Regions from separate parts of the Homo sapiens genome. Here regions 1, 2 and 3 are each linked to region 4. The links are chromatin loops, found by intact Hi-C in ENCODE. Cell type or tissue: CD4-positive, alpha-beta T cell. All regions are shown on one strand. Links, peaks and the distances in the headings refer to the core of each region. The heading gives the core; the rest is flanking DNA. Region 1 overlaps LOC101927157 (a long non-coding RNA gene). Region 2 overlaps TXK (TXK tyrosine kinase). Region 3 overlaps NIPAL1 (NIPA like domain containing 1). Region 4 overlaps TEC (tec protein tyrosine kinase).

Region 1 (8,338 bases), core at 1,444-6,443, 210 kb before region 4:
TCAGGCTACATGGGGTCAGGGACCCACTTTAGGAGGCACTCTGTCCATTATCGGATCTCGAACGCCATGCTGGGAGAGCGACTGCTCTCTTCAGAGCTATCAGGCAGTCACGTTTAAGTCTGCAGGAGCTATCTGCTGCCTTTTGTTCAGATATGCCCTGCCCCCAGAGGTGGAATCTCGGTAGGCAGTAGGCCTTGCTGTGCTGCGGTGGGCTCCACCCAGTTCGAGCTTCCCTGCCACTTTGTTTACACTGTGAGCATAGAACTGCCTACTCAAGCCTCAGCAATGGTGGATGCCCCTTCCCCCACCAAGCTCCAGCATCCCAGGTTGATCTCAGACTGCTGCACTAGTAGCGAGTGAGGCTCCGTGGGCATGGGACCCTTTGAGCCAGGCACAGGAGGGAATCTCCTGGTCTGCCGGTTGCGAAGACTGTGGGAAAAGCACAATATTTGGGCAGCAGTGTACCATTCCTCCAGGTACAGTCACTCACGGCTTCCCTTGGCTAGGAAAGGGAAATCCCCCGACCCCTTGTGCTTCCCAGGTGAGATGATGCCCCGCCCTGCTTCAGCTGTACCCACTTTCCAACCAGTCCCAACGAGATGAACCAGGTACCTCACTTGGAAATGCAGAAATCACCTGCAGAAATCACATATCTGCAGAAATGCAGAAGTCACATATCTGCAGAAATGCAGAAGTCACATATCTGCAGAAATGCAGAAGTCACATATCTGCAGAAATGCAGAAGTCACATATCTGCAGAAATGCAGAAGTCACGTTTCTGCAGAAATGCAGAAGTCACATATCTGCAGAAATGCAGAAGTCACGTTTCTGCAGAAATGCAGAAGTCACGTTTCTGCAGAAATGCAGAAGTCACGTTTCTGCAGAAATGCAGAAGTCACGTTTCTGCAGAAATGCAGAAGTCACGTTTCTGCAGAAATGCAGAAGTCACGTATCTGCAGAAATGCAGAAGTCACGTTTCTGCAGAAATGCAGAAATCACCTGTCTTCTGTGTTGATCTCGCTGGGAGCTGTAGACCAGAGCTGTTCCTATTCAGCAACTCCCCCATCAAAACAATTTCTTATTCAACATACTAGCAGAGCTAGGATTGCAAATGGGTAGTGTGACTCCTGGCCTATACTCTTAACCACCAGGCAAATGATGACTGTGTATATGCATTTAATGTTTACCTAGAAATTCCAGTTATTTTTAAAGTACCTAAACAGGGAAAGGGCTCATATAATCAGGATTTTTCCCCTGCCATATTATACAATTAAAAGTGATAAACACAATAATCACTTTGGAATCAGAAATAATCTTTTGTGCTCGCTGAGTGAGAAAACAAACATTTGTTGTATTATCATTGTAAATTTTTGCAGTGGAGAGCTAGTATAGATCATAAAGTGGAAGCATATGTAAGTTGAGAACACATTTTCAAAAATTACCATTGCTTCTACAAGGAGAGCTACGAAACATTGCTGAAAGCCATCATAGACAACATAAACAAATGGAAACACATTCCATGTTCATAGATTGGAATAATCAACATTGTGAAAAGGAACATACTGCCCAAAGCAATCTACAGATTCAATGCAATTCCCATCAAACTACCAGCATCACTTTTTCTCAGAAGTAGAAAAAACAATCCTAAAATTCATGTGGAACCAAAAAGAGCCTGAACAGCCAAAGCAATCCTAAGCAAAAAGAACAAATCTGGAGACATCCTATTACTGGACTTCAAAGTATGCTACAAGGCTATAGATATCAAAACAACATGGTACTGGGAAAAAAAAAAGTAGATGCATAGACCAATGGAACAGAATAGAGAATTCAGATATAAAGCCAAATACATACAGCCAACTGATCTACAACAAAGCATACAAAAACATAAATTGGGGAATGGACACCCTATTTAATAAATGATGCTGAGAAAACTGGAAAGCCACATGTAGAAGAATGAAACTGGATCCCTATCTCTCATCCTATCCAAAAATCAACTCGAGATGGACCGAGGACTAAAATATAAGACCTGAAACTAAAAATTCTAGAAGACGATGTTGGAAAAACTCTTCTAGACATTGCCCTAGGGAAATAATTCATGACTAAGACCCCAAAAGCAAATGCAACAAAAACAAAGATAAGTAAATGGAACCTAATTTAAAAGTTACTGCACAGCAAAAGAAATAATCAGCAAAGTAAACAGACAACCCACAGAAGGGGAGAAAATATTTGCAAGATGCATCCAACAAAGGACTAGTTTCCAGAATCTACAAGGAACTCAAACAAATCAGCAAGAAAAAGAAAACAAATAATCCCATTAAAAAGCTGGCAAAGACCGGGCCTGGTGGCTCACATCTGTAATCCCAGCACTTTGGGAGGCTGAGGTGGGCGAATCGCTTGAGCTCAGGAGTTCGAGACCAGCCTGGACAACATAGTAAGACCCCCCATCTCCACTAAAAATACAAAAATTAGCCAGGCATAGTGGTGCACACCTGTAGTCTCAGCTACAACTGAGAGACTGAGGCTTAAGCATCACTTGAAACCAGGAGGCAGAGGTTGCAGTGAGCCGAGATTGCGCCACTGCACTGCAGCCTGGGCAACAAAGTGAGGCTCCCTCTGAAAAAAAAAACAAAACAAGTGGACAAAATGGGCAAAGGACATGAATAGACATTTCTCAAAAGATGATCTACAATGGCCAAAAAACATGAGAAAGTGCTCAACATCACTCATGATGGAAAAGCAAATTAAAACTGCAATGAGATACCACCCTACTCCTGCAAGAATGGCCATTATTAAAACATCAAAAAACAATAGATGTTTATGTGGATGTGGGGAAAGGGAATGCTTACACACTGCTGGTAGGAATTTAAATTAGTACAACCTTTATGGGAAACAGTATGGAGGAGATTCCTTAAAGAGCTAAAAGTAGATCTACCATTTGATCAAGCAATCCCACTACTAGATATCTACCCAAAGGAAAAGACGTCATCATATGAAAAAGACCCTTGTACACGTATGTTGACAGCAGCACAATACACAATTGCAAAGATGTGGAACCAACGTAAGTGCCCATCAACTAACGAGTGGACAAAGAAAATGTGGTGTATATACACCATGGAATACTACTCAGCCATTAAAGGAATGAAATAATACCTTTTGCCGAAACTTGGATGGAGATAGAGGCCATTAGTCTAAGTAACACAGGAACGGAAAACCAAAAACTGTATGTTCACACTTATAAGTGGAAGCTAAGTTACAAGTAGGCAAAAACATACAGAGTGATACAATCGACTTTAGAGAATCAGATGGGGGAGGATAGGAGGGGGCTGAGGATAAAAAAAAACTACACATTAGGTAACAATGTACACTACTCTGGCCATGGGTGGGCTAAAATCTCAGAATTCACCACTATATAATTCATCCATGTAACAAAAAAACCACTTGTACCCCGAAAGCTTTGGAAATAAAAAATTTTTTAAATATCATTGCTGTTATTTTTACTTTGAAATTTCAGATAGCATTTGAGAGAAACAGGTTTTTGTATTTATCAGAACAGACGGGTTAAATATTGAGAACTACAATTGTACATTTATATTTAATTTAATTTTTTAAAAAAGTATCCACAAGAATAGCTAAAAACAAAAAGACTGACAATACCAACTGTTTGCAAGAATATGGAGAAACTAGAACTCTCATACTTTCTGGTAGGAATGGATATTGGTTCAAACACTCAAAAAATGTTTAGCAGCATCTACTAAAGCTAAACATGGCCCACTACTAAAGCACTATGACCAAGCAATTCCACTTCTTTTTATGCACACACACGAAATGAGTGCATAGCTTCACAGAAACTCATGTTTATAGCAGGTATATTCAAGATAGCCAAAACCCAGAAGCAACTGTAATGTCATCAACAGGAGAATAGAAAAGTAAATTGTGATACATTAATAAAATGCTATGCAAAAAGATGCGGGTTCCACAGGGCCAACTGGAGGAGTTGAGTATGCTTGGATTTGGGTATACATGGGGATCCTGGAACCATTCCCCAGAGTATACCAAGGGACGACTGTCATTGTATTTATTCATTACTGACATGTTCTCTTAATATGGATTGTTTTTGCCAAAGTATTCATACGCAACTTCTCAAATACACTTATACTTGATAAGTACATCTATACTTAGGTAAACATTGTGCCAGTTACCAATGTATTGCCTCTCTGCTCCAATTCATGTTTACGTATATGCCGTGTAACAGTTGACACTCCTTTCAGCATCTCCACAGAGCACGATGTTCTGTTTTTGCAGTAGAGGGCGCCGAAGAGGCACTGTGAGAAGGACCGTGGTCTCCCAGTGTTTCTGACTGCTACACAGAATGTCTGCGATCTTGCAGCCTCGGTCTGGACTGGCGATAACATTCCTGAGCAGTTTTCGTACGGGGAAACGGGCCCCAAAGCCCTCCGGCTCACCCCAGGTGCCCTAAACCACCACTCATTTTGCTACTGACATTTCCTCCCGCAAGTCCCAGCACCTGCCTCCACTCCCACCCATTGCAGATCCAGGCACAGCTCACCTGTATCCCAGCCCCTAATCTCTATGTGCAAGTGCACCCTGATCACTGATTACTGTGTTCTACATGCATTCCAAAGAGTTACTTCCTACTTGCCCAGGACTGCAGACCAGCTCTGACTAGAACAGACCAGCAAGCGTCTTTGCTATCCAGTGTGCTGAACTACACCTTCTCCAATAAGATCTGAACTCTTATTGTCCTTCCTTATGTACCTGCCCCCCCAGGTCTAGAATACCATAGTTTCCTTGTAGTTGTTCTTTTATCGAAGTTTAATAAATCTTTGTATTAAATTTAACCCAATGTGTGCTTTTGTTGTTAATTGGACCCTGACTGACACAGGCACTGTATACGTTTTATATCAATTTTACTTGAAATACTAATATGACCCAACCAAACTTCAGGAATGAAAAGAAAAAGGAAAAAGAAAAAATATCATGAAGTGCAAATTTACCAGGCAAAATAAGAAAGCTGTTCTGCCATGGGTAGGGCAGAGGAAAATTAGAAAAATTAAATTATCACATTGACTTTCCTAGCCAGCCCTAACTTTAGGGGACTGAATCCTTTTTTGCACTACTTAGTAATACTCTAATGATTAAAAAAGTACTGTATAATATGAATTTCATTAAAATAAAGTAATTTGAACAAAACTGGACTATCATTTTACTTTTTTAGAATAACCTTCATAACAGAGAAAATAAACTAAGCACTCACCATATTTAATATACATTTTTTCAAATACTCAGCTAAATAATTTGTCAATCAATAAGTAATGGAGTCTAACAGATATTCAGTATTGTCAGGCACTGGACAGACATACTCAGAGATGGGAAGGGTTCACTGTATGTAAAGTACAAAGGTAAGGATAAAGAGGTCATGAAGTTGCTGAGAACTAAGAAAATGATTAAGGGAAAGGTGAGATTTGAATGGAAGGAGGCATTCTGAGTGGTAGGGATGTCATGAGTCAAAGTTTAAATATGAAAATAAGCATAGCCCGTGCTTGGGATCAGAATGGAGAAAATTCTGTTGAATCCCACAGCCAAGGTGATAAATAGGGTTAGCAAAGACCTTGAAAACAGAAGTAGAAAAGTTTGGTCTCAATGTTGATGGTAGATAACCATTATGAGGTTTAAGAAAAGGGAGGTAACATCATAAAAGCAATATTTTTCAGGAAAACTAATATAGAGATAGGATGCTTTGAGATGGGGAGGGCCTTGTGGTAGAATGGCCAACTAGAATTAAAATTGTAGTAGGTCTGACCCCCGGTTTACAAATTCAGATGTGCAAATAGTAATGCTTCAGTAATTCTAGTCTTTCAATCAACTTAATTTGAGCTCTTGAGTTTTATCTTTCCAGGATGGGTTGGAAAATTTACCTGTTTATTAATTAAATCAAGAAACGTTTATTGATCCCCTATTATATCCCAGGCACTTTCCAGGCACTGGAAATGAGCAATACATAAAATAAAGGACCTGTACTCATGGAACTTTCGTTTTAGTAGAGAAGACAGATAATAAACATATAATGTCAAATTATGATCTGTGCAGGCAGATAAGGTGAAGACGGTTTGAATTTAAATCAGGTAGTTCCAGAAACCACTGTAATAGGGTGACATTTGAACAGAGACCTGAATAAAGGGACAGCATAAGCCACTGGACACTGGGGGAAGAATTTCCCCAGATGAGGAAATGGAAAGTATAAGGACCAAGAAAAAGTAATATATTTGGTGTATTTCAGGAACAGCAGGCAGGCTGATCTCACTGAAAGAGAATGAGCAGGCAGAAGAGTTGTAGGCAATTAAACTGGAGAGGTAATCAAAAGTCCTTTAATAGGTAGGACTATGGTGGGAATTTTTTATTTAATTTTTAGCAAGCTGAGGCAAGGGAGTTACATGATCTAATAATGTTTTTAAATGATCACAGTGGTTACTACAGGGAAATGGACCATTGCTGGAAGGGAAGCAAGAGTGAAATTAAAGAGACCTGTTAAGAGGCTACTGTACTTGTTTAGGTGAAAGGTGGTGGTTTGGACTAGGAGTAGAAAAGGTGAGTTATGGTCAGATTCAGGTTATATTTTGAAGATTGAGTTGACAACATTTACTGACAGATTAGATATTAGGTATGAGACTAAGAGGCAAGAAAAGATGACCCAAAGTTTTTCACCTGAAGAAGTGGTAGGTGCCATTTACTAAGATGGAGAATATTAGGGAAGGAACGGATTTGAGGACAATATCATGAGTTCTGTTTAGGGCACATCAAGTTCTCACCAAAGGATATATCAAGTATGTAGTTGAATATGCAAGTCTGGAGTTCAGAGGAGAGGGTGGAGATACAAATTTGGCAGTCTTCAACACATAGACATTATAAAGTGTCATAAGATATATGAGCTCACTTATGGAGTGAATATCATGGCTACACAATACTTTGATATTTAAAGACCTGACGATTAGGAGAAAGCAAGGGAGATGGAAGTTCAGGCAGAGAACTGACCAAAAGCCAAGTGAAGAAAGTGTTTCAAGAAAGAGGGAGTGATCATTTCTGTCAAGTGTTACCAAGTGGTCTAATAAGTCTTGGACTGAGAACTGACCATTAGATTTAGCCATATAGGGGTCACTGGTGACCTTGATGAGAGGTTTCAGTGGAGTGGTAGTAGCAAGTCTTAATTCTGTCAGATTCAAGAAAGAACAATAAGAAAAAAATTCTACAAGAACAAATGCTACAAAATAGTTTTACAAGAAAGGAGAACAAAGAAAAAGGGTGTTAACAGGAAACAGAAATGGGGTCAAGCATCAGGTATTAATATTTGAGGCATTGTGCACTATGGGGACTATCCCATAGAGAAGGAAAAAGTGATAACACGTGGGAGGTGGAGTGGAAGATAGTAGAAAAGAGGATCTAGAAACTTGTGCACAAGTGAAAGTTGTAAACTTTCCATAGGAACTTGTAGTGTTTGTCCATCGTGACATACTTATCTCAGACATTCTTCAGCCCGGCCCCCATCCTGGATACTGTAGTGGAAAGTCACTAAGATCTAATGTGATCGCCACTGCACTGGAGAATGCTTCTAGTTATTGTCATCAGAGTGCAGAGCCCACATGTCCATATGGTATGGATCCTTCAGGTGCAGTGGCTCTTTGTTCAGGGCTGTGTTTTGAGCATGAGACTCTTTTGGAAACTGGAAACTTCAGGTCTGGGGTCCATATTTCTCTTAGCCTTTGTGTTTCTGGACTAGAGTCCCATGTCCCCTCCCCATCACTATTTATTCACATATGGCAACTATTCTCTAGACCTTCTGATAAAATATATTCAGGGTTCACGAAGCAGAAATTCGTTCAACTATCTATGCTCAGAAGCCTCGTCATTTTCTACAAATGCAAGAAAATATTTCTTAAAAGTTATTTCTAATGAAACCAAACCTCTTTGGCATATTTTTGCAATTTCTTACTGGCTACAAAACTCCTTATGTAGGTCTCAATTGCATTTGATTTCTTAGAGCCAATCATTTTTAAAGTATAATTTGAATTATTCTACCCTAAGTGTACTCCAGTGGAATTTATTCACACTGAATTTATCCAGTGGAGTTTATCCATACTGAGTAAAGCCCATCCACCGGTATTTGTCCTCTTTAGGCATTGTGAAATTACATGTGAATGGAACAATGGAAATACTGGTAATGTAGATCAATTAATTATCAGGGTTTTTTTGTTTTGTTTTGTTTTGTTTTTTTGTAAAGTGAGGAGCTGGAAGTGATTTATTAAATTTTAAAATGAGTGGGGAA
Region 2 (8,338 bases), core at 1,506-6,505, 45 kb before region 4:
GCCCAGGCTGGAGTGCAATGGTGTGATCTTGGATCACTGCAACCTCCGCCTCTCAGGTTCAAGCGATTCTCCTGCCTCAGCCTCTCGAGTAGGTGAGATTACAGGCATGCGCCACCATGACTGGATAATTTTGTATTTTTAGTAGAGATGGGGTTTCACCATGTTGGCCAGGCTGGTCTTAAACTCCTGACCTCAGGTGATCCACCCACCTTGGCCTCCCAAAGTGTTGTAATTACAGGCATGAGCCACTGCACCCAGCCAGATTTACATTTCTGATAGATCACTCTGGTACTAGCAGAATGGATTAAGGGGAAATCAACATTGGAGGCAATAAGACCAGTTAAGAGGCTACTGCAGTTGTCCAAGTGAGCAATGATCAGGGCAGCACTAGAAGGTAGGGAGAGGCAGGGATCTATAGGAGACACATTTAGGATATGAAATCAATTGCATTTGATAATTAATCAGAAGTGAGCTATTAAGAAGCATCTATTTAATTCCTATGCTTCCAACCCCTACAAGGGGCTGGATGATGCTAGTATTATCTGAGAGAGAGAAAAGAAAGAGGACATTTGGAGGGAGAGTAATGGTGTAAGATGAAGCATCCTACTTCATCAGTGAAGTTCAGGGCCTGCGGGATTGCAAGTGCCTTTGTCTACCAGACAGAAGATTATGCAAAGGGAGATGCCTAAGGTGAGAAGAGTAGTGATCAGGGACGGATTCTGGAGGAAAACCAATATTTAAGGGAAGAATAGAAGTAGGGCACATTGGGAAGATCCATTAGGAACTATTGAGTTAGAGAAGGCCAAAAAGGGGTGGTGTCAAACATCGAAGGAGCAACAAGTGACACTGCCAAATGTAGCAGAGAGGACCTGAACACATGAGAACTAGAAAGCACCACTGTACTGTCAATATAGGGGCCACTGGTCAAATATGGAGTGTTGAAAGCAGAAGACAGATCATAGATGTTTAAAAAGTAAATGGAAAGTGAGAGAGTGGAGACAATGGATGTGGACACATTTTTCCAAAAGTGTGACTTACAAGAGCAATGTGTAAAGGGAGAAAGAGTTAGGGCAGCAGGAGGAGAGTTGTTTTTGTTTTTAGGATAAGAAAGTCTTAAGCATGTTTATAGGGTTAAAAGCTAAAGGGAGACAGTCAGAAGAATGGAAGAGATACAGGAGAGAAAGGAACAGTGGATGGCAGGTAAGGGCAAGAGCACAGGCATGCCCTCACTACTACTGGAGGGAATGAGGATGAGAGGGCATGGGGACAGAAGAGGAGACGGAGGTCGCTCATGCCTGGTGACTTCACTTTTCCTAGTGAGGTACACAGACAGGGGATTTGCTAATAAGGCAGTGGTTAATTTTGGTAAAGGAGTCTTGAGAATGGTAAAAGTTTGAACAGGGAACAGGAATGGATGCTCACCGTGACTCTAACACCTAGTTCAGGTTAAAGCCCTCATCTAACCTCATTTAACCTTATCACCAAAACCACTCTTTCTTTTTTCTTTGGAGGAAGGAGAAAGAGGAATATAAAGGAGAAAACTCAGAACTGACATCTTGACTCTATCTCTAGCTACAACTAAGACCTTTATTGCCCCACCCAGATATTTTACCCTCACTCCTTAACCAAAATTCCAGTGAATAGCCATGTGGATGCATCCCACAAGTGGATAAAAATGTCCTTTGATATATTCCTGATACTTAGAACCAGTGTAATGGAAAAGTGAGCTCTTTCCAAAAGGAATATTTGTCAACACTTTTCATGAGAGAAATCTAAAAAAGAAGTGCATGCATGACAAGCAGTCAAAATGACATGAAAAGTTACCGTGGATTCTGAATTCTGCAATGCTGAGATAAGAAGATTCCCCATGGGCTCAGAGTGGTTCAGCACAGGTTGGGCAAGGGCTGAAGGCCAGAGAGGTGATTTTAATTGTGGTGGAACTTTCTGGGATCCTACATCTTTCCACAGATGATAGGTTTGCACAAAGAGCAATTATTGCAAACAATGTCTGGGGAGATGGGTTAAATATGCCTCTGGTATAGTTAGGCTAAATTGTAACTGTGAAAGGCTGTGTTCTCTGTGACTTTTTATATTCTCCAAACAAGAAAGAACAGAGAGTGAGAGATATAAGGGTGATTTTCTATTACAATCGTCAAAAGTAGAGAGCAGATTTATGGGGGCAAAGGGAAAGAAGCATCATTATTTAGGGTATTTGAAATCTTATTACATTTAGCCCTATGTAAATTTCCAGAACAAATGCATAATGATTGATGACTATTTGCTTCTCTGTCATCTATCATTTTTCTAACCTGGTAGAAATATAAGAAATTGACCTACCTCTTGCCCCCAACCAACCAGAAAAATGAAGAGGCATCAATAAGAAAGATAATTGCTCAAAAGATAAGTTGTACTTCAAGCTTTTAAACTATTTCTATAGGGAGATTTGCTCCTGTTGAGTGCCTGATACCAAAGATGCATTGCCCATCAAGGGCATGGCTCCCTGACTCACCCAGCTGGAAGTTCCCCTCTTACCGGCTGCATTGTGCTGGTGATACCAGATTAACTCAGGGATTGATTGAAAGGCGTGTCTTTCAGCCACATACCACTGTCCTGAGTCATTCTTTTTTATCTGATAATGTTTTATGGCAGCCTCCGTACTTCTACAATCAAGAAAATGTGAATTACTAGAAATGTGAAAGATCAATTTGGATCTAAGCCAACTCATTAAACAACAGGACTCCAGTTCTAAAACTCATCCTAGCAACACTACACTGAGAAGTAGATTGGCTAAATTCAACAAGTGCCCCCCCATGCCAAGAAAATTCCTCAACTACATTATTGGGGCCTTAGATTCAAACATAACTTCAGCCAAAGTTGTCTGAGTGACAAGACCAGTGTTCAGAAAAGTAGATCTCATAATGAATACATGTAAGTACATATTGAATATCAAGTATTGGTTAAATGAATGAACACATGCACTGTAAGCAATTGGAGATGGGAGACAAGAAGGGAGGAAAAACCAATGCCAGGTGCATTAGTTAGTAGGTTACTACTATGGGCAATTGGGGCTCAATACTTGTAGGAACCTAGGAGAGACTGGGGAACACACCTCACAATTGTCCCACTGAAGTGCAAAGAAGCTGAGATATTTATCCACCAACTCCCATTCTCTTTAACCTAGCATTGCTCCTGGGATGTTACCTCTCAGGCACTTTCAGCTTAGCCACGGGGCGCACAAGTTCCCACAGCCAGAGAACATCCTCAGGCAGACAGACACAGGAAGCTTTCTGAGTGCAAGAGACTTTTCTGCAAGTGAATCCCAGAACAGACCAAGGGATATGAGGAAAGCGCCCAACAGCGTCTACTACAACTAATCTCCCCCTCTTTACTTTATGGTTGAGAAAAGGAAGACGGGAGAGGTTAAGAAACTTATGCAATGTCACACAGAGCATGCTAGGGATATATCACGGACTGGTTGGTTTTTCTAACTTCCAGGTCAACAATCTTTTCCCTAAGCTAAGCTCTCACTAACATTCTCTATGTGATGGAGACTGTGCCAGGGATTATTTCTATAGTAACCAAAATCACAAGTGCTTACCTTCTAGCTCCCATAAATACGGAAATTGTGTAGGATCCTAAATGTCTTGAATCTCTGACAATAAATGCACCTTCTTTAGACTGCAAAAAAAATCATTTATTGAATAAGTCTATTCCTTCTTAGAAAGACAAACCTACAACTCAGGGATGAAAATCAAAGCTATATTGACTTACCATAAATAAGTGACCTGCTATATTATTAATATGAAGAATTAGATTGTCTTTACAAGTACACAAAATCTTATCTCCCTTATAGATTTAGAAGTCACACCTATAAAATAAATTGTAATTGGGACATGCATTTATAATGTACTTTAGAATACTGTTACTGATTTTTCTAAGAAAAATTCTCTATTTGAAAACCTTGTACCCTACTGCTTATTTTTGTTATATTGACCAGAATAATAGATTAAAAATCACTGTAGAATAGGAAGAACACTAAGACAGACTGACCGGATTGTACTTTGGAAGAAGAGCAACAAGGTGACAGGGAGGAACACAGCTGGGCAAGCAGGGCGTGGGGAAGGACACCAGAGTTCATGGGAAGTAGAAAGAAAGAACAGATATGGGGGAGTCTGAAAAGAAAAGCAAAAGGAACCATATTAGTTGCAGTAGGGGTATGGGAAGATAAAAAGAAGTGGTAAAAGGGAGAACATGATAGTAAATCTGAAGTTATGTTATAAATTAGATTCCTATTAACATTCTTTGGGAGATGCCAATAAAGCTGTAAATTGCTTTCAAAGAATCTTGAATGTTGCATTGTTTAGATTCGTTTGTTTGATATTGTAAAATGATTTAGCTTTACTGAGTGTGCTTATGCTCATGAAGAGGGAAAATACATCTCAGAATCTTGTCAAACCCATAGAAGCTTACACTTATAAAGTGCTGGTATTATTTACATTGTGCTTGAGAATTGCAGAACCCAAATAGCATGGTCTGACCCTCAAGGTAAACGTACTACATTAAGTAGAGTCTTCTCCTTCTCATTCCAGATATTCACCCAGATATAAGCCTTATTCCCTGGTCAAATTGTTTTAACCAAAGAATCTCTTGCAGCCATTCGAAATAATAAAATCTAGCTTTTACTATATTCCTACAATGTACAAGGGTACTGTTACATACCACAGAGGACACAAGATGTAAAAGACAAAGATGAAAAAGTAAAGTTGAATGTATTGTGTATATGTATATAATACACACAAACAAGTATATATAATATGCATATAAAGTTGCATATGTAGTGATAGCTTTATAGAAACAAAGTAGAAAGGGTACAAGCAAGATTTCCTGACTACAAAGCAATAAAACCAGAAATTAATAGCAAACTGAAAACTAAAAAAGCTCCTATCACCTAAAGATTTTTAAATTTTCTTTCTCTTTCTTTCTTTTATTTTTTTGAGATGGAGTCTCGCTTCGTCACCCAGGCTAGAGTGCAATGGCATGATCTCGGCTCACTGCAACCTCCACCTCCCAGGTTCAAGCCGTTCTCCTTTTCTCCTGCCTCAGCCTCCCCAGTAGCTGGAATTACAGGCACATGCCACCATGCCTGGCTAATTTTTGTATTTTTTGTGGAGACAAGGTTTCACCGTGTTGGCCATGCTGGTCTCGAAATCCTGACCTCAAGTGATATGCCCACCTCAGCCTCCCAAAATGCTGGGATTACAGGCGTGAGCCACCATGCCCGGCCTTTTAAATTCTCTTTCATATAGCTCAAAGAAATTCAAATAAAAGCGAAGAATATCTAGAAAGTAATAAGGAAACATCACATATTAGCACCTCTGCTATGCAGTTCAAGCAGTACTCAGAAAAATAAATTTATAGTCTTATTACTTATATCAACAAGCAATAGCAATAAAAATAAGCATATTCAACTCAAGAAATTAGGATTAAAAACTATAAAATAAGCCCAAATCAAGTAGAAGAAATAAATTAATAAAGACAAAACATAAAATAATAAATTATTAAAGTAAGAATATAATATGACTAGTAAATTCAAAATCTGGTTGCTTAGGGAAAAATAATAGATAAACTGCTAATTAACCTAATCACTAAATAATGGTGAAAATCAATCAAAAATAATAAGTCACAAGGAGAAAATTATCAAGGATCCAGTAAAAATTAAGGAATTTACTTGATTCTATACAATAAATTTGGAAACTCGAATGAAATGGATAATAAACTAGTAAGACATAAAATTTATCAAAATTGAATGCAGAAGAGTTAGGAATCTTAATGGACCTGTTGAGTAGAAAAATTGATTGGGTTTTTAAAAAGCTACCACTTTTTTTTTTTTTTTGAGACGGAGTCCCACTCTGTCGCCAGGCTGGAGTGCGGTGGCGCCATCTCGGCTCACTGCAAGCTCCACCTCCAGGATTCAAGCGATTCTCTTGCCTCAGCCTCCTGAGTAAATTCAAACTCCTGAGTAACTCCTGACTACAGGCGCCTGCCACCATGCCCAGCTAATTTTTGTATTTTTAGTAGAGGCAGGGTTTCATCATGTTGGCCAGGATGGTCTCGATCTCTTGACCTTGAGATCTGCCCGCCTCAGCCTACCAAAGTGCTGGGATTACAGGCGTGAGCCACTGCACCCAGCCAAAAGCTACCACATTTTTTTTTTTTTTTTTGAGACGGGGTCTCGCGCTGTTGCCCGGGCTGGAGTGCAGTGGCGCCATCTCGGCTCACTGCAAGCTCTGCCTCCTGGGTTCACGCCATTCTCCTGCCTCAGCCTCCCGAGTAGCTGGGACTACAGGCGCCCGTCACCACGCCCAGCTAATTTTTTGTATTTTTAGTAGAGACGGGGTTTCACCGTGTTAGCCAGGATGGTCTCGATCTCCTCACCTTGCGATCCGCCCGCCTCGGCCTCCCAAAGTGCTGGGATTACAGGCATGAGCCACCACGCCCGGCCAAAAGCTCCCACATTTAAACAGTACTATAGTCACACATTACAATGTACCGAACCTTAAAGAAAAAAATGGTATAGAGATGAAACTATGCCACAGCACATGACATGAAAAGAAGAAAAACTTTTCAGTTTGTATGTAAAAAATGAGCTTAATATCAATAATCAACAGCACCGCCAGAACTGTGCACAAAAGAGAAAACTACTGACCAGTCTTATCAATGTAAAAATTCTAAATAAAATGTTAAGAAATAAATCCCATGGCACAAACGAATGATATACCATGACCAAGAAGAATTGCATGATGAATGTAAGAATAATTCAGTATTTGGGATTTTATTAACATAATTTATCATATTATTAGGTTTGTGCAAAAGTAATTGTGTTTTTTTCTATTAAAACCACAGTTACTTTTGCACCAACATATATAGCAGCGCTAAGGAGAAAAACCACACGAACATCCCTAGAGATGTTGAAAAGCCATTTGACAAATTTCAACTTCTAGTATCAATTTTTAAAAATTCTCAATAAAATAGGAATGCGTGTGTACTTCCTTAACACAATAGCACTTACTCACTTTAGTCTCAAATCCAGCATCGTGCTATATGTGGAAATCATTCCAAATAAAATCTGAAAAAGGGCCGGACGCAGTGGCTCATGCCTGTAATCCCAGCACTTTGGGAGACCGAGGCAGGCAGATCACTTGAGGCCAGGAGTTCGAGACCAACCTGGCCAACATAGCAAAACTCTGCCTCTACTGAAAATGCCTGTAATCCCAGCTTCTTGGGTGACTGAGGCACGAGAATTGCTTGAACCCGGGAGGCAGAGGCTGCAGTGAGCTGAGATTGCGCCACTGCCCTCCAGTTTGGGCAACAGAGCAAGACTGTCAAAAAACAAACATACAAACAAAAAAAAAATGGGAAAAAAGAAATAATGCCCACTAACTATCATCACTGGCATTTCATACTGTTCTGGAGACACTAGCCAATTCAACTAAGTGAGAGGCAAAAATTAAAAGTACTATATTAAAATTATAAAAGAGGAGCTGAAATCATCACTGTTGGCTGCTGATTGTATACTGGAAGCCCAAGAGAATCAACTGAAAACCTACTACATAAAACATGAGAATTCACCAAAATTATCAGTTACAAAATTAATTCACAGAAATAAAAAGCTTCATAAGTAAAAACAAGATACACTCATTTATGACACCAACACAAAAGATGAAATACTTTAAGATAAACTTAAAAATAAATGTGCAAAAGTTGTACAAAGAAAACTCTAAAATGCTCCTGAAGAATACAAAAATGTTTGCTTTTCTCATTAGGTGTTTAATATACCTATGGTTATTTTTCCAAGAGCCATGAATTTAATTTTAATTTTTTTCTATATGAATATCAATATATGGGTTCTAGAACAAATGGATCCCCAAACCTCATTGATTTGTAATGCCTGAAAATTTTTTTCCCAAATTAATCTGTACATTTAATGCAACCAACCAACAGGAAGATTTTTTAAAATGAGACAAGGTGATTCTGAAGCTTATATGGACAAAAAATATATATTAATACATTCAGAATATTTCTGAAAAAGAATAATGAGGGAGGCTAGCCACACTAGAGACAGCCTCTGTACTTAAAACAGTGTAGTAGTCCTCTATGAGGACTGATCAGTAAAACCAAGTAGAAAGCCCAGATATAGTCCAAAATAGGGATTTTGTTTATTATGACAGTGGTATCTCAAATCAGTGCAGAAAGGTGGATGTTTGGTAACCATCCAGAAAACAATAAAGTCAGATCCATATCTCACTCCTTACATCAGGAAAAATTACAAATGGATCAA
Region 3 (5,000 bases), core at 1-5,000, 110 kb before region 4:
CCAGGCTGGAGTGCACTGGCAGGATCTCGGCCCACTGCAGCCTCTGCATCCCAGTTTCAAGCGATTCTCCTGCCTCAGCCTCCCGAGTACCTGGGATTACAGGCACACACCACCACACCCAGCTAATTTTTGTATTTTTAGTAGAGACAAGTTCTCACCATGTTGGCCAGGCTGGTCTCGAACTCCTGACCTCAGGTCACCCACCTCGGCCTTCAGAAGTGCTGTGATTACAGGCGTGAGCCACCACGCCCGGCCACCCCTTCAGTTTTTAGGGTGCTTTTACATCCATTTTCTTTATTTGAATAAAAATTGACAAGGGCTGTCTGGGAAGATTCCAGATAGGTATTTGGATCTTTCTCTTTTTCTGTCTTACTTGCATCTCCCCACCCTCTACCCATACTTTATAATGAAAATATGAGGAGAGTATTATGTGACTACATTTGCAATTTTGTTTTCACCGTGTAAAAAAGTTTATGTCAGTATTGAAGAGAGAAAAGCATACATTAGAGATTAAGTAAGTGATATATATACAGTACTTTAATCATGAAGTCGTTGTTTTCCTGGAAAGCTATCTATAAAGATAAAAATATAAATAATATAAAGTATCCAAGGAAACCTTAATATTCCAAGAAAACTGCCACGGTTTTTTTTAGACAGAGTCTCGCTCTTGTCGTCCAGGCTGGAGTGCAGTGGCGTGATCTCGGTTCACTGCAACCTCCGCCTCCCAGATTCAAACGATTCTCCTGCCTCAGCCTCCAGAGTAGCTGGGATTAAAAACGCTTGCCACCACACCCGGTTAGTTTTTGTATTTTTAGTAGAGATAGGGTTTCACCATGTTGGCCAGGCTGATCTCGAACGCCTGACCTCAAGTGATCTTCTCCCCTCTGCCTCCCAAAGTGCTGGGATTACAGTCATGAGTCACCATGCCCGGCCTTGCCGTGATTCTTTCGATGATAGCAATGTCTTAATTATTCTGTTCTGTAAATTTAGATTTGTTTAATGATGTTTTCCTAATGGTGAATACTCCTATAGATTTGGGGGGATGTAGCGTAGCAGCCAGACAAAGGGAAAAAGAAAAAAATCATGCTGGTGTTCCTTTCTCTCTCTACAATAAGCATTTGCCTGGTGTAGTTGCCAGCATGAAATACTACATTCTGTGGGCAAGTTTCCCACTGTGTTCTGTGAGAATAACTTGGCCCCAGTACCAGAGCCCAGCTCTTGAAGGGATTTCTCTCACTCTAGAAGTTATTTATAGCACACTATATCATGCAAGTCTAGAGTTCCTCAGATAAGAAAAAGATTACATTCAGGAGCATATCATGACTTTAAAACAGCTGCCTGGATCTCGTTAAGCTACTGAGATACTGTTACTTGCTTATAGATCACTTACAATAGAGGGATATCTAACTTCATGGGCCTATGGCAGGTATTTCTGGCTATTCCCTACCTACACACCAGATTTAACCATTCTAATTTTCCAAGCTGGTTTTGGTTTCTGTGGGTAACCTACAAAGCTGTAGGTATTCTTGAGCAAGTGAAATAATTCTCTGCTTACTACAAAGCTACCTCTACTAGATTTCATTAGAGTCACCAAATATGTCTTCAATATTGAAGTAGCTAAAAATTTCTATTGAAAGCCATTTAAAATGAGTACTCATCTGTCACCATTTTTTGCATCTTTTGAGTTTATCACCTGGTATTACAGTTTGTCTGCATCTCTTAATATTAATTATCTCCTACCTGCTATAAAACATGTTACATCATTCTTTTTAGCTAGATCTTCCCATGTATTTGGGTTAAAAGTCCACTGCTTTGCATGAGTCATTTGTTTTTCTCTTCTGACAAGTAAGCCCATTTTTTATATCAATATCTCTGCTTGCTTTCTAGTGGGAGCAGGAGAGGCTGCAAATTTTGCTGCTTATGCTTTTGCACCTGCCACCTTGGTCACCCCTCTGGGTGCTTTGAGTGTTCTCATAAGGTATGTGAGCAACAGGGAACTTGGCTTCTGTAGGTATTTTAAGACCAAGATAAACTTAAACCATAATAAACATATGGCTATGGATATCTAAAAGCAAACACACAAATCTAGACCAACCTGGGCTCTAAAAGTCTAGATGAACCCAAATTATTTCTGAGGCTCCTGGGAAGCTTTGGTCAAGTCACTCAGGCTCAGTTTACTCATTCATAAAGTGAGAACAATACTTTTTCTTGCCTGAAATCACAAAAATAACTTGAGAAGACTATAAAATAACAGTAGAAATAGGAAATAGACTGTCACATTATTATTTTAAAAACCTAAGACACAGTGAGTTTGATTTCCTACTAACATAAATGTGTTTTACATTTGTAACACTGCAATGAAGCATAGAAGATTTTTTAAATCTCTCATCAGAACAAATTGCCAGAGTCCTGTCAATTATTTTCCTCATCATAGTGGTTAATGACCATAGTTATCAGAGGACTTTTACAAGCATGGTGTTTTGGTTAAATTTTAACTCTCACTACAATTCTTGCATTGTTTGCTGGATACTTCTGTTTGGAGACCCTGTAGTTTTGATAGTGGAAACAGGAATAATTTTCCTATTTCATGGAATGTGGATCTAATTTTTCTGAGTTTATTATGATCCCAAATGAATGTGTTTGATAAGCATATACATTTTTGTCTGTTCTTTTCTTGTCTTTTTGTTTTCTATTCATTACCAACCTCTAGTATAAAACCTATGATTGAGCCTACTAAATTCTTTTTAGCTTCTGTATAGGATTGTTATGAAAATTAAGTGAGTTAATACACATAAAGCACTTCAAACACTTGTCTATGCAATGAATAGCTAGTAGTAGTAGTAGTAATAGTAGTATCTTCACTAAGGCTGCAGTCCTAAAGGTGGCCACATGAGGGCAACTCTAGGAAAGTACCTGGTAATTTATCATAATCTTGAGGACAGATGGGTACTTAATTGCCTTCATGGGGATGCCAGAGCATTAGAGGAAGGAGGCTGGCTTGCAGAAACCACAGCAACTGAAGCATTAGCAGTACTGGATAGGTCTAAGTATCAGAGCAGTAACAGGTGGTAAGGAAGTATTTTGATATTTTGAAAGTCTGTATCAAGCTTCTCCAACCCATGGCCCATGGGCTGCATGTGGCCCAGGACGGCTTGGAATGTGGCCCAACATAAATTTGTAAACTGTCTTAAAATATTATGAGTTTTTTTTGTGATTTTTTTTTCTTTAGCTCATTAGCTACCATTACTGTTACTGTATATTATGTGTTGCCCAAGACAATTCTTCCAGTGTGGCCTAGGGAAGCCAAAAGATTGGATACCCCTGGTCCGTTTGATTGTAGTGGTGTGAACTAGCTGATTATTAGCCCTGAGCAGAGTAATTTTTCTTTAGGAATGTATCTTTCTTGGAAACATCCATGGGCATACATATTCTAAATGTATCATGCCAGTAAGATATAAAAGATTTTCTATTTTGTTTGGCTTTACAGGAAAAGATGGGTAAATTGAAAATGACTTGAGTAGAACCTCTTGTAAGATCACTGGAAGATTATGGGATATAGAATATTATAGCTCTTTAGATATAAAAACAGTGAAGCATATTTGATTGCCCATCAGTTCTGAGTTTCAAACCAATCTAGGGTTTCAGTGTCATATAGCATATTCCAGTCAGCTCATTGGGATACATGGTGGCATGTACCACAGTGTGACTTCTGAGCTGCCATGGGATCAAAAGGTAATTGAGCTATAGTGATTTTTAATTTTTTCTCTCCCAACAGTGCAATATTATCTTCCTACTTTTTAAACGAGCACTTGAACATTCATGGGAAAATAGGCTGCATATTAAGTATATTGGGGTCAACTGTGATGGTTATCCATGCCCCACAAGAAGAGGAAGTCACATCTTTGCATGAAATGGAAATGAAATTGAGAGACCCAGGTCTGTGATTCAACCTAAAGAACCACTCAAATTCTGCTCCACTTTCTCTCCTCACCAAATAGTATCTGTAATAATATTGTAATAAGCTTTCTACATTGTGGGCCGCATTGTGGGTTGTGAGACACAGTGAGGTTTGATTATTATTTCTCCTGAAAAGATGGCAGAACTTATTTTTGTGTTCATGCTTCCCCTGTTACACAATGAAAGGGAGAGGTGGGGATGGTAGAGGCAAAAGACATATATTCAAAATCAAATCTTTGCCACTCTCTTCCTCTGAAAATAAAAAGTTAATCTGATAATATTCGCCCTAGCTCATAGTGGTATTGGTGAGATTTAAATGATATGTTTGTGAAAATCCTTTGTAAAATATTGAGAACTATGCAATAGAATGTTGTTTTTAATTTGATCTCACTTCTATTTCTAAAATACCTATGCTCTTAAACTCATGACTAACAAGATTTCAGAAAGGTATAATCCTGTGAGCATTTTCTAAAGTCAAATTCTTTTCTCCTTCTAACAGGGTTTATTTCCTTTGCTGTGATCATAACTGTGATCTCCTTGGTGCTGATTTTGATTGTGGCTCCCAAGAAAGGACAGACCAATATATTGGTTTATATTTCAATCTGTTCCTTGATTGGAGCGTTTTCAGTTTCTTCTGTGAAAGGCCTGGGAATTGCCATTAAGGAGCTGATAGAATGGAAGCCAGTTTACAAACATCCGCTGGTCTTTGTTTTGCTGGCTGTACTTGTGCTTTCAGTAACTACACAGATTAACTATCTCAACAAGGCACTGGACACCTTTAATACCTCTCTTGTGACACCCATTTATTATGTATTCTTCACATCCATGGTAGTGACTTGCTCTGCCATCTTATTCCAAGAGTGGTATGGCATGACAGCTGGAGATATCATTGGGACCCTGAGTGGATTCTTCACTATTATCATTGGCATCTTCCTTCTACATGCTTTTAAAAATACTGACATTACTTGGAGTGAGCTTACATCCACTGCTAAGAAAGAAGCCGTCTCTCTGAATGTCAATGAAAACAATTATGTTTTACTAGA
Region 4 (8,338 bases), core at 1,422-6,421:
TTCATGTAATACTAAGAGCAGTCTTGAAAACTGAGATGTTTTCAAAACAAAAGATAGGTATTTATTTATCCAAGATGGGTTCCTGATGTATCTAGAACCCAATTGTAGACAATGTCTCAGGCCCAGATTTCTGTAGAAGTCAAAGGGAAAAAGAAGGGTTGCTTGGTCATGACTCTAATACCCTTCCCCTTCCCAAATACCCTGGCCTTCAACTGGCATCAGCTAACATGGTCCCATGTGTGCACCCCTGAATGGCCAAACCCTGGGGCTACACACAGTGCCTGGTAAACAACTGTCACTCAAGTGCCTGAGGAATGAATAGAAATGAGTGATTTTAATCACCATTTCTAAGGCAACATTTCCACACTCTGGGAGATTCTGTCTAGAAGCAAGTCTAGACAGAGGCTGGTCTAGAAGCAAATTATTTATGTGTTTCCACTGTATAAGTAAAATGATCTACATGTCCAAGTGCTCAATAAATTAAAAGCCACAAAATGCCCATCCTTCCTTGTGCTTGGGAATCTGGGAGCCACTGGTCACACATCACTTATCTTCCAAAAGTTTCTTCACATTCAACTAGTTCATCTATTGTGCGCAGCAGATCTTCGAAAGAAGGCCTTCCCTCTGGTTTCTACAATTAAAAGTCAAAGAGAAGCTGTGGGTTCCAGAATCCATTCCACAAAACCTCTCACTGCTCCAACTCCTAAACACAGCATATTACAGAGAGACTTCACTGCTTTGGGACTAGGACATACAGGCATCTCCAAAGGGGTCTTGTCTCTACCCTAATTTACCCTGCATGTACTGCTGCTAGGCTAACGTTTCTAAGACACTGCTTTCATGTCTCTCTTCAAGACCCTGATAGATCTTTTTACTGCCTGTGAAATCAAGTCCTGCAAATTTGTAGGAGCCTCTATAATCTGCCACTTCCCGACCCTCTTGTTACCCAATCTTGTTCCCCACAAAATCCCTCACATGGGCTGTCTGTTAAATAGGGCCACTGTCTCCACTGTTGTGCACACTGTGTTTATAACCACCTCCTTACCTTTGCTCAAGCTGTTCTCTCTCCCTTTAGCACCACTTCCTGCCCAGAATGTCTCTGCCCATCCCAATCAATGCTCTTGGGAGGCAGTACAGCAAGTGGTTGAGACTCTGGGCTTTGGAATCAGACAGGCCTATACTGTTCTGTAGCTAAGTGACCCCAGGCAAGCAGCAACCTCATGACCCTTAATCTTCTCATCTACAGAGTGGCTACAGTCAAAGTATCTCCACCTCAAAGTGTTGTTTTGAGAACTAAATCCAAAACACTAAGTATAGTGCCTGGTACATAATACATGTGAGCTAATGTTACTGTCTTTCAGAAGTCATTTGGTATCTAATCTCTTTTAGGAGGTAACATTTCAATACTTTCAAAGACCTCGGAAAGTTGAGGTTTAGAGAAAGAAACCAACTCTGGTAAAAAAATAATACTTCAACTCTACAAGTGAACCAATGAAAAAAGAGCTACTTATCCAGGCTTATTCCCCAAGTCCCTATCTCAGGCAACCATGGAAGGAGTCCCACTTGGAAGTGAGGAAGCAGCCTGAATGTATCGAGGTAGTTATTAGCATTTTCCACATCTTTACATTCTTCTTCCCGTTATTCAGAACTTGAGTTGAGAGGGTTGGCTTCCTACCTAGAGCTTGAAATCACTATAAAGATGCACCACCTCACTAGGCTATAAAGACTGCATGTTATCCATCTACCAAGCCCAATCCCTAAGAGATTCAAAAAGAAAGCACACAAAAAATCTATACCTCCTGCCAACATCTCAGCATCACCTCATACACATAGTTGGACGCCAACTTCGGCTGGTAGAGTCGGTGGCCTCGAGTAACCATGGTTACCACTTCATAATTGGTGTATTTTTCAAAAGGCATTCTGCCTTCCGTGAATACTTCCCACATTAAAACACCTGGAAAAGGATAAGGATTACCAAATGGATGTATCCACTTTCTCCTCAGGGCGGACGGACATGAGGAAACATGGATCTTACCAAATGACCAGACATCTGATTTGCTGCTGAAGCGGCTGTAATTAAACACTTCAGGTGGACACCACTTCACAGGAAACTTAGCACCAGAAGAACTTGTGTACTGATCATCCAGAACATACCTAGAGTAAGACACACCATGGGTTTACACCTCTGAAGAACAATCTGTTTTTTCTACTTGCTCTTTCATTTTTTTCCCCTTGCAATCAAAAACACAGTTGACTGAAGTCCAACAAGCATCCGGTTGAAGCTAAATGTTCACCTCAGTGGCCACACCTGGTGATTTCCAACTTCCTCTCAGCTTAATTTAAGTGCATGAGATGGATCCATCACCACGTTACCATCTGCACTTTCATTTTTCTGTTTTTCTTTCTTTTTATAAGGCAGTAGAGACAAGGTATCATAAAATAGTTTGCAAGCTTTTCTTTGTAAGCAATTTTGTTCTTTAAATAAAATTTTACCCAAAGGCCCCATATGTAAAAAATCTAAAGCAGAGCTGCTCCAGAGGAAGTGGTATAAAGCATCTAGAAACACACAGGCTTTCAGGCCTCCAATTCCACAGAGCACAATTTAAAACTACAGCATATGAAAATAGCAAATGCAAAAAAACAAAAACAAAAACACAACACAAAATGCCACATGTAAATGGTGGAGTATGTATTTATACATAACATCCCCACATACATACATACACTCAAAACAATACTATATAATTTTTCTATGTGAACATACAATGTCCTTCTGGAAGAACATACAAAAACTGGTAACAGTAGCTAACTTTAGGGGAGAATCCTTGATTAGGGTTGGTAGATGAAAAGACTTCAGCCCTTTCTGTAAGGTGGGCAGCACATATTTACAAAAGGAATGTATCTCTGTATTGTGTGTGAATATACCATTAATTTCTAAAAGGTTCCATGAGAAAATTTTCGAAGAATTGCACAAACATCCTTTGCTATGTAGACAAAGATGGTGACTCGGCACAAAGCCAGCTGCTGGCTGGCAGACAATGCCACTGTGGGCTGGATCAAACTGTCAGCCAGTGGAGTCTGAATTTAGGGTATAAAGAGGTTTTTGAGTGGTTGATACAAAAGTGCAGATTTTCTGAAAGCCTAACATATGAAGATTGAACAGATGAAAGCGGCAGACAGCCTGTCAAATATATAGTATCTGTATATAAAAGCAAATAAAGAGCATTGGGTAATTAATATCCTAAGAGTTGGAAGTTCTGGTCCCATTTCTGACAGTAACAGTTTTCTAATCTCCCTGGGCCTGAGTTTCCTTAGGAGTTAAACTTGGCCCTACATGGCCTGGTCTTTGCCTGCATTTATGAGCATTCCTGGCGCTGCCCGTTGGCCAGCTACCCTGGCGCTTTTTCCGTTCCTTGAGCAGGCCAGACGTGTCCCAGACTTCAAGCTTTTTCACTTTTTCTTCCTACCTGAAATAGTTTATCCTTTTATTTTCACCTACACTGGCTACTTCCTACCTTTTCGTCTCCAGTCAAATCTGCCTATCACAAAGAGGTCATCCTGAACATCAGATCAAGTAGCCACCCTCACTCTTGCCCTGCATCATCATTCAGCACCACCCCAAATTATCTCTATTACAGGGATCAGTCAACTTTTATGTAAAGGGCCAGATAACACATATTTCAGATCTGGCAGGCCATACAGTCCCCGTGACAACTACTTGACTCTGCATCTGTAGCAGGAAAGCAGTCACAGGTAACACCTAAATGAATGAGCGAGGCTGTGTCTCAATCACGCTATTTTTATGGACAGCAACATTGGAATTTCAGATTTTTTTTTACATGTCATAATATTCTTTTCATTTTTTTCATCCATTTAAAAATGTGAAACCCAAATGAGGTTTGGGTCAGACTGACAGCCACAGTTTACCAGTATCGACCATGCTCGATCATGTAACTTTATCAGGTCTTCTGATTCACCCTCTTCCTCAATGTAAGCTGCATGCGGGCAAGGACTTGTAGGTCTTATTCTCTATATGGTTCAGCTTATCATTATGCCTGGCACAGAGCAGGCACCTGATTTTTTATGGGTGGATGTATGGATGAATGAATGGATAGACGGAGGGAGAAGAGAGAAAAAATAAACTAAATACCTTTAAAAGGTATTTTATAATACTATTAAATTATAAAAATTAAGAGAAGAAAAACACTGCAGACATGGACATACTAAGAACCTCACCACCAAATATGTTTTTGTGAAAACAAAAGATTCTAGAAATCTAATCCACACCAGGAAATACAGTGTATTTAACAGGCTATACTACCACCTAGTGGAGAGAATTACTACCATCACAATATATACTTAATTTAATCTGAGAACCAGTTAACAAGATTTCCTTTCTGCTTCATCAGTGCAAATTATTCCCACACTTATTAATTCCACCAAAAAAATGCAAACATCACCTAAAACCACGTATACTTGGACATACCTGGCCATTCCAAAATCAGATACTTTTACAACTCCCGCCTCACTTACTAGACAATTTCTGGCAGCCTGGAAAACAACATTATGATGGTATATTAGTTTAAAAATTCTATCATTTAAGTAGGAAAATGTAAGTTCTATTTATATTAAATTTAGTGTAACCTAGTCAACATTTGCAGAGAGTGGAAACACCCTTTAATAAGTTGTTTTTACCCCTATGGAAGTATTTCCATTGTGTATTTGAAAAAAATGAATAGGCAGGTCAGAAAGTTGTATTTGCAATAAGGCATTATTACATAATCTTTACCAATTGTCTTTTTTTTTTCTTTTCTTTCTTTTTTTTTTTTTTGAGACAGAGTCTGCCTCTGTCGCCCAGGCTGGAAGTGCAGTGGCACAATCTTGGCTCACTGCAACCTCCACCTTCCAGTTTCAAGTGATTCTTCTGCCCCAGCCTCCAGAGTAGCTGGGATTACAGGCACCCACCACCACAGCCAGCTAATTATTGTATTTGTTGGCCAGGCTGGTCTTGAACTCCTGACCTCATCCATCTGCCTCGGCCTCCCCCATTGTTAGGATTATAGTCACGAGCAACCTCACCGGCCAACTGTCATTCTTAAACAAGGGCTAATAGAAGGGTCAACTCACTTTTCTCCTTCCCAGACCTGTTCTTATTAAACTATCCAATTTTCTTACTGACAATGAGAACATCTCTTGAAGTCCTTAATCCGGTTCTCACTAGGTGAGCTTAATAACACACAACCATCAAAATGATGGGCGACCAATCTCTTATCCAATATTTCTGCTCAGTGATTGGTCATCTCATCCCAGTCAAAGAACAGGCTGGGTGCAGTGGCTCACGCCTGCAATCCCAACATTTTGGGAGGCTAAGGCGGGTGGATAACTTGAGGTCAGGAGTTCGGGACCAGCCTGGCCAACATGACAAAACCCCTTCTCTACTAAAAATACAAAAAAAATTAGCCAAGTGTGGTGGCACACAACTGTAGTACCAGCTACCTAGGACTGGAGGCAGGAGAATTGCTTGAACCCATGAGGTGGAGGTTGCAGTGAGCAGAGATCGCGCCACTGCACTCCAGCCTGGGTGACAGAGCAAGACTCCGTCTCAAAAAGAACAGCTATGTGTAAATACAGTTTGCTTTTTCATTTATGTTCCCAGTATATTATAACATGATGTACAAAATTGGTCAAATACAATTGTGGATTATTTAATTTATATTTTCTTGCATGTTCTTCAAGGTTACAAGGTTTAAGAAAATAGTTTGATAGAAAGACGTGGTATTTCTCAAAAGGAAGACAAGAATTTTTTTTTAATTTTTTAATTTTTTATTTTTGAAACTGAGTCTCGCTCTGTCACCAGGCTGGAGTCCAGTGGTGCGACCTTGGCTCACTGCAACCTCCACCTCCTGGGTTCAAGTGATTCTTCTGCCTCAGCCTCCCGAGTAGCTGGGACTACAGGCGTCTGCCACCACGCCTGGCTAATTTTTTTTGTATTTTTAGTAGAGACAGGGTTTCACCATGTTTGCCAGGATGGTCTCGATCTCTTGACTTCGTGATCCGCCCGCCTCGGCCTCCAAAAGTGCTGGCATTACAGGCGTGAGCCACCACACCTGGCCGATAATATTTTTAATACCATAACCCATAGACCAAGATATGTTTTTCTTCCTGACTGTTCATAATTCTATTTTCTCTATGTGGCAATTCCACTCATATGAGGTTCCTTCTTGCTGAGTGCATTTTAAGAGTCTTATAAAGTGAGAGTTAATATCCATTCCCTGGACTGCCTGCATCTTCCTATGAAAACACTTCACAACTCCACAATGCCTGCACTGGATGGTCAACAGGATTCTTTACCAAGGAGACAAGAGCATCCAAAGTTTCCCATAAGGGGTGACACAAACCTACCATAGTAATACCAATATCACAGGCACAGAAATGTAAGAATCGTTTTTGCCAAAACATCATCTGTGTGGACAGGTGTAATCTGCCACACCCACGTAGATACTCAGTTTTTATCAGTTTTATAAGGACATCTATTTTGTTCTTAGTTCTTAGTTCACAAGTTTTAACTGACGAGATGTTCTTCATCATCCCTGACACAATGATAACAATAACTGATGTTATCTACAGCATGTCTATTTTACAAAGCCCATTGCCCCAGTCAAATAATGTGACCTTTAAAACAGTCCTGGAAGCCAAACAACATTATAACCCACAATTTACAGACACAGAAACTGAATATAAGATAAGGTAAGTATCCCAAAACACACCTAGGAAATAAAGTGTTCCATCTCCAAATCTTCAATTCTCTAATATGTTTTAATTCTAGAGAGCATAGCATAGTAGTTAAGTAGGGACTTTAGAGCCAAACTTCCTGGGTTCAAATCCTGGCTCTACAATTTACTTGCCCATTGGAAGTTATTTTATCCTATTTGCACCTCAGTTTCCTCATCTGTAAAAAGGGAATAATAAGAAAATCTACTTCCCAGAATTATGATTAAACAAGTTTATTTGTAAAATACTTATCAGAACAATGTCTGTCTAAGGTGACTGTTAACTTTAAAAAATGTTTTGCTAAGGCCAGGTGCAGTGGCTCACACCTGTAATCCTAGCACTTGGGAGGCTGAGGCAGGCAGATTGCTTAAGCTCAAGAGTTCGAGACCAGTCTGAGCAACACGGTGAAACCCCATCTCTACAAAAATTAGCCAGGCATGGTGGCACGTGCCTATAGTCTCAGCTACTTGGGGGCTGAGGCAGGAGGATCGCTTGAACCCGGGAGGTTGAGGCTGCAGTGAGCCAAGATTGCGCCACTGCACTCCAGCCTGGAAGACAAAGTGAGACCTGTCTCAAAGGAAAAAAAAATTTTTTTAAAGTTTTTCTGCTTTCTAAAAGAAATGTGTCCATGCTTTATCACTAGAAAGCTAAAACTAAAATATGGGAGAAAGTCCCAAATGAAAATTACACTCTTCTTGGTAAAAGAATTATTTTCAGGGGACAGACAGTGCTACCGATATGCTGAAAACAGACATTTTCAGCTGATTATTTTCAGGGGACAGAGTGCTACTGATAGCTGAAAGCATCTGTAAAGAACAGGTAGAGAAGAAAAACAGAAGGAAAAGAAGAATGGAGGAGAGAGTGAGAACAGGTGAGAAGGGAAAAATTGTCTCCATCATAATTTAGAACTGGTAACGGATTTCTTTTTCTAGCATTTTGAGAAGTTAACATGAACCTCCATGTTTTCCCAGTGATTTGAGAGATTTTTTAAAAATCCAAAGGATTTCTCTTATAGTTTCTTTTTATAGTGTGTGAGGTGGAAAAGAACTTGGGCTCTAGTTAGAAAGTCAAGGCCAACCCCAATTTCCCTATTTATCACAGTAGGCGAGCCTTTTGACTTCCCTGAAGCTAATTTTCTCATCTGTACAAGAATGATGGTAAGAGAATCCACTGTGAGTAGCTATCTCATGGGATTCTTATGGAGATCGAAAAATTAAAACATGGAAACTTGCTTGGAGATATTAACTAAGTAAATCATTAGATTGAATAAAGATCTTTCGTTTAAAATTACAGGGCAAGTTAAATTTACCAACTTTAAAAATAATGGTGAAAGATTGTTAAGAACAAAAATTGGCTATTAATACATCATTGCACATTTGCTGAGCCAGTGTTACAAAGGAATTCAGCCAATGAGTGGGAATATGGGTGGCTAGGGTTACCAGATCTCTGTGGATGAAGCTGTTTCTCTCCAGATACTCCATCCCTTCACACACATCCTGACACATGCTCAGCAGTACGTCTCTACTGAAATGACCTTGTCTCTGTCGGAGGAAATTCAGAAGGCAGC

The links. A loop is a pair of places that touch in the nucleus more often than their neighbours do. Peaks named below come from ENCODE experiments on the same cell type or tissue, not always from the same donor. Only the 100,000 strongest peaks of a DNase experiment are listed, where the experiment ranks them.
Region 1: it touches region 4 in a loop (3.0-fold over the local background); 12 of 110 quality-filtered maps call a loop at or near these places.
Region 2: it touches region 4 in a loop (2.0-fold over the local background); 9 of 110 quality-filtered maps call a loop at or near these places.
Region 3: it touches region 4 in a loop (8-fold over the local background); 12 of 110 quality-filtered maps call a loop at or near these places.

What each region holds. Positions count from the first base shown.
Region 1 is chr4:47,922,473-47,930,810 of GRCh38, forward strand. All of the region lies in intron 1 of LOC101927157 (a long non-coding RNA gene), which reads left to right. Among named protein-coding and RNA genes, the nearest start is that of NFXL1, 12 kb to the left of the region's middle. RefSeq lists an enhancer at 260-759. In CD4-positive, alpha-beta T cell, for the core only: CTCF peaks have their summits at 4,305 (motif pointing right) and 4,510; a DNase peak (open chromatin) is centred at 4,319.
Region 2 is chr4:48,091,545-48,099,882 of GRCh38, forward strand. It overlaps TXK (TXK tyrosine kinase), which reads right to left. Exons shown (of 15, transcript NM_003328.3): 7 at 3,599-3,678; 8 at 2,533-2,660. Among named protein-coding and RNA genes, the nearest start is that of TXK, 39 kb to the right of the region's middle. RefSeq lists an enhancer at 2,232-3,431. In CD4-positive, alpha-beta T cell, for the core only: no CTCF peak of the experiment used is centred there; no DNase peak of the experiment used is centred there.
Region 3 is chr4:48,031,106-48,036,105 of GRCh38, forward strand. NIPAL1 (NIPA like domain containing 1) reads left to right here. Exons shown (of 6, transcript NM_207330.3): 4 at 1,888-1,978; 5 at 3,776-3,936; 6 at 4,457-5,000. Among named protein-coding and RNA genes, the nearest start is that of NIPAL1, 17 kb to the left of the region's middle. In CD4-positive, alpha-beta T cell, for the core only: CTCF peaks have their summits at 2,892 (motif pointing right) and 3,091; a DNase peak (open chromatin) is centred at 2,906.
Region 4 is chr4:48,136,869-48,145,206 of GRCh38, forward strand. TEC (tec protein tyrosine kinase) reads right to left here. Exons shown (of 18, transcript NM_003215.3): 14 at 8,211-8,338; 15 at 4,487-4,551; 16 at 2,036-2,154; 17 at 1,797-1,954; 18 at 1-631. The coding sequence ends at 548. Among named protein-coding and RNA genes, the nearest start is that of TXK, 6.8 kb to the left of the region's middle. In CD4-positive, alpha-beta T cell, for the core only: CTCF peaks have their summits at 4,233 and 4,432; DNase peaks (open chromatin) are centred at 1,843, 2,283, 3,033 and 4,323; H3K27ac peaks cover 2,391 bases.